Regions from separate parts of the Homo sapiens genome. Here region 2 is linked to region 1. A link is a loop called in an ENCODE intact Hi-C map of the cell type or tissue named here. Cell type or tissue: heart right ventricle. All regions are shown on one strand.

Region 1 (2,500 bases):
GCCCAGGCTTAAGAAGCAATACTTTGAAACTGCAGTTGGCTAAGCTTCCCTATTCTTTGTGAATCAGAGTCAGGGTTGAAGAAGGAAAAAAAAAAAAAAAAAAAAAAAAAAAGAATAGCACTAATGTTTAAGAAAAACTGGCAACAGGAAAATGTTTAAGCAACTTTTCATTCCTTAGCTCCACCAGGGATTACAGAGGGTTAGGGGAAGGTTTGACCTTTGTATTTCCACAAACGTACTTCAGACTGTGGGATCAAAAACAGTTGGTCAGAACCCAAGCCAAGTCAGGACTGGTTTGGGCAATAGCTCAGGCCCAAGGTATTTACTTGTTTGTTTCTGTCTAATAATAACTTACTCTGGGACTTGCAATGGAATCTTGGCTATTTCTTGCCTTCAGATGTTTGTAACCAGGTGATGAAAAATTTTGGAAACTGAAATAGATTACACAGATGAGTACTTGGCATTGCATAACTTTTGACTTAAAGATGATCTTCTCAAGAAACCAAAAAAAACTGAGCCACAAAATCAGAGCCAACCCCAGTTTCTTCACAGCAATTGCTCATTTTTAGATGATACTCTACATTTTAAAGTGACATAAAAGTGTCCTGAACATTGTACTACAATTTGGTTGTGCTTTTAATGTGACACAGCTACATCTGTATTTACTATTACAACTCAGTACCCAAAAGATGAAAATTTTTAAAGACAAACGGCCAGGCTTTTGTGGAAGAAACATTTCCCCTCATTGTATCAAAAAAAAAAAAAAAAAAAAAAAAAAAAAAGAGTGGCTCCTTCTTGTCTGGTAGATTTCAGTAATTGGCAGGATTTTGAGTAAGCTCTTTTAAAAGCCCTCCATTTCTATTTTCACATTAAACACACTTGCAATATCTATTAAAAGCACAAATACTGAAGAACACACCAAGACTATCAATGAGGTTACATCTGGAGTCCTCGATATATCAGGAAAAAATGAAGTGAACATTCACAGAGTTTTACTTCTTTGGGAACTCAAATGCTAGAAAAGAAAAGGGTGCCCTCTTTCTCTGGCTTCCTGGTCCTATCCAGCGTCCCAAATTTTACATCAATTCTTTATCAGAGGGTTTATCAGAGGGGGTCCAGTTAGGGATTTAGTTTAAACAACAGATACTGGATTCTGCCTTCATTTTGGGGAGTATTTATTCACATTAAGGCAGAGGGGATTCCATGCTAGAAAAGCAGAATAGAAGCAGGAATGTTTCTGCCATGTTCTGGCTATGACCACTTGGCCTTACAGTTCTAGGGTGATTGAGCAATATCCCAGGAAGGACACACAAGGTCACCCAGGAGACTTGGGAACATCGAGAGAGAGCAGGGCCAGTGAATGGGTTGGGGAGAGAACCTCTGAGCCCTGTATATATCTTGGAAGTCACTCTCAAGTTTATATTTGGGCAGACAGAGCCAGATGTCAGCATGGACTCATAGGCAGCCAAGCAGCAAGAGGAGGGTCACTGAAACACTGGCAGAGAGGTCTGCGTACAACTGTCCTTGGCCTCAGACAGATGCATTGCAGTTCTAAAGCTCTTTTGCTCCTTTTCAGATTTCCTTAAAAGAACAGGAAGGGAAGGAAGGATTAAAACCCAGGGGAAGCAAAAGGAGCCATGGCTCAGACGAAGTTTCCTTCCAGAGAGACTCCCTCTGCCCCCATAAATGTGTGTTTTGGAGGACAGCTTACGCATTGGGCAAGGAGGTCATCATGGTCTGAGATTTCAAATTCTTGGTCAGGGTCCTGGCAAGAGGCAGATGGTACACTCAAAACGGGTAACGTAAGAAGTGTTTAGTAAAGGCACTGTTTGTAAAGGTCGGTGCAGGGTTTAAGGAAACAGCAAGGTTTCATGCAATGTACTCCAGTTAGTAACAGCAGGAACAGCTCCTGCCCTTGTCAGCTAAAATGTATGAAACCTTCTTTTTTTTTTTTTTTCTCGAGACAGAGTTTCATTCTCTCAGCCAGGCTGGAGTGCAGTGGCACAATCTTGGCTCACTGCAACCTCCATCTCCGAGGCTTAAGGAAATCTCCTGTCTCAACCTCCCAAGTAGCTGGGATTACAGGTGTGTGCCACCATGCCTGGTTAATTTTTGTATTTTTAGTAGAGATGGGTTTTCACTATGTTGGCCAGGCTGGTTTCAAACTCCTGACCTCAGACAATCTGCCCACCTCGGCCTCCCGAAGTGTTGGGATTACAGGCGTGAGCCACTGTGCCCGGCCTGGACGAAACCTTCTACAGAGGAAGGTGGTGAAGTGACACCCTGCAGGGAGCAAGCCTGAAAATTAAATTGCTAAATCCAACCAGAAGAAGAAAGGGCAAGAGAGCCAACTATGGTCAGCTTCCAGGCCAGGTGGAAGAATGTGGGGAGCACAAAGGTAGCTGGTGCACAGACCGCACGCGAGAGAGCCCAAGGGTGGTTTTGCAAGGGCAGATGACAGGACTAGTGGGGACAACGCCCACAGTTCCCCAACTTCAAC
Region 2 (2,500 bases), 51 kb before region 1:
AGTAGGCATGTCATGGTCTGGGGCTAGAATTCATTTTACAGTGGCAGCGATGAGGTCAGAAAAGGCCTCAGATTGGCAGTATAAAAATTAGTTCCACAATTTACAGCTCACAGCTCACCAGTTGTAGGACTTTAAGAAACTCACTTAATTAGCCAGGCATGGTGGCAGGCACCTGAAATCCCAGCTACTCGTGAGGCTGAGGTGGGAGACTCTCTTGAACCTGGGATGTTGTAGTTGCAGTGAACTGAGATTGCACCAAGGCACTCCAGCCTGGGTGAAAGAGCAAAGCTCCGTCTTAAAAAAAAACAAAAACACACACACAAAAAAACAAAACACACACACATACACACACACACACACACACACACACAAAATCATTTAACTTCTCTGAGTCTCAGATTCCCCATCTGTCAATTGGAAACTATAATAGCTCTAGATTATGAAGAGTCACCAGTTGAGGTAAGATGTGTAAAAGATTGTGCCTAAGTTCCCATTTATTTCTGGAACAAAAAGTATATTGATAAATATGTACATAAAATAGAAAGGGATATGAAAATAGACGGCGTTGGTATTCTTTTCTTCTGTTAACCAAGCCAAGATGTTCACTCCATTGTCCTTTGCACCTAAACTTCTTGCACTCCCCCACTCACCAGTGTGCCATGAAGATGAGTTGCAGTTTTGTCTGTCTCATCTTCTCCACTTTTCTTGTCATTGACCCACCCCTTCTCATCATTAACCACTTTTAGTGAGCTAAGAACATAACAGAAGGCGCCCTTCTCCAATTGTGAATACTTCCTCAAGCCTTCTCCTTCCACAAAGTCAAGAAGGACTAGACCCAGCCTGCAATAGGAGCGTTTATGACAAATCACAAATTTGAAACCCTTTGGCTATCATATTTATGCAGCTGGTGGCAAGGGTTCATATTTGAAGCTTCAGACCAAAGAAAGAGTTTGCTCCTCAGCCCTGATGCTGCAGGCTTGGCTTCTGAGTGTGGTCACCTACTGACCCTACTATTTTAAGAAAAACTGGAAAGGCCAGTAATTTGGATATGGTCCTAGCTCAAGATACATTACAGACTGTCCCCAATTCCCTGGATAGCCCGTGGCTGGAAACAGTGCATTCCTGGTTTATTGCCAATGTCCTTGATTTGCGTGCTCTGCCATTTACTTAGAACAATCAGGCTACGTTGCAAGCCAGGGCAACAAAAACACCGCCAGGAGCCAAATAGGCTCACAGGGGATGCACCAGTGCCTTGGTGGCCCTGAACACTTAAGTGATTTTGTTCCCCTTCCAATTTCGTGTGGTACATTAGCTTTTATCGATAGCTCATAGCTTCAGCAACTGTTCTTCGTTTTACTAACCTGAAGGACAGAGGAACAAGAGGTACCCACACAGCTGATATGCAAGAAAAAAAAAATAGCACGGGATGTCTTGATCAGTCTCAATGATTTCTTCCCTTGCTACAGCTCTCCTTTAATGAGGGAGTCACAATTATTGCAAGTTAATCATGTCTCAGTCCCCCAGAGGGAGAAAGAGTGAAATGACCACTTGAAATCTGACCGTGGCTCCCTCCAAGAAAATCCTGGTGGCACAGCGAGGCATTCATGAAACTGCGGGCTCTGATTTATATCACTGCTATGGAGACTGGCAGAAGGATTCTTCGGTGTTTTCATAATACAACTACTAAACAAAAGTTAGCCCAGGAGCTAGATGGGAAATCTATGTTATGGAAGAGAAAGAGATCAATTTTTTCATTGCTCTAAAAAACTTAACATTTCCAACTAGAATCTGCACCTTGGAGCAATGCAGTGAGTCTATGACTCACGGATGCTGTGAATGCTGTAACTGCTTCCCTTTCTGCGTAGTATGTGATCACCTACGGTTTTTAAAAACCATTATTGTTAAAACCAAAACAATCACAGATATGATTTGTTGAGTAACTATCACAAAGGCCAGACACAATTCTTGTTTATTTTTTGAGACGGAGTTTCACTCATCGCCCAGGCTGGAGTGCGGTGGTGCAATCTGGCTCACTGCAAACTCTGCCTTCCGAGTTCAAGTGATTCTCCTGCCTCCGTCTCCTGAGTAGCTGGGATTACAGGCACTTGCCACCAAGCATGGCTAATTTTTGTATTTTTAGTAGAGATGGGGTTTCACCATGTTGGCCAGGCTGGTGTCGAACTCCTGACCTCAGGTGATCCACCCACCTCAGCCTCCCAAAGTGCTGGGATTACAGGCTTGAGCCACACTGCACCTGGCCGGCCACACACAATTCCTTGCACTTTACCTACCTTGCCTCAATTCATTCTCACAGCAATCTAAGGAATTATAAATTTGTATTGCTATTTTGTGGCAAAGGAAACTGAGGTTCAGGGAGCATTTGAAATTGTCAAAAGCCTCAGCAAGGAAGAGAAGGAGCCATGATGTGAATCAAAGTCCACTGGAGTGTAAAGATTTATCTATGGTGTTGACCTCTATCTGCCCTTCACCTGACGTACTT

Evidence for each region. A loop is a pair of places that touch in the nucleus more often than their neighbours do. Peaks named below come from ENCODE experiments on the same cell type or tissue, not always from the same donor. Only the 100,000 strongest peaks of a DNase experiment are listed, where the experiment ranks them.
Region 2: it touches region 1 in a loop (2.7-fold over the local background); 1 of 110 quality-filtered maps calls a loop at or near these places.

Annotation. Positions count from the first base shown.
Region 1 is chr16:78,814,785-78,817,284 of GRCh38, reverse strand. All of the region lies in intron 8 of WWOX (WW domain containing oxidoreductase), which reads right to left. Among named protein-coding and RNA genes, the nearest start is that of WWOX-AS2, 320 kb to the right of the region's middle. In heart right ventricle, no CTCF peak of the experiment used is centred here; a DNase peak (open chromatin) is centred at 1,428; H3K27ac peaks cover 2,064 bases.
Region 2 is chr16:78,865,356-78,867,855 of GRCh38, reverse strand. All of the region lies in intron 8 of WWOX (WW domain containing oxidoreductase), which reads right to left. Among named protein-coding and RNA genes, the nearest start is that of WWOX-AS2, 370 kb to the right of the region's middle. In heart right ventricle, no CTCF peak of the experiment used is centred here; a DNase peak (open chromatin) is centred at 1,135.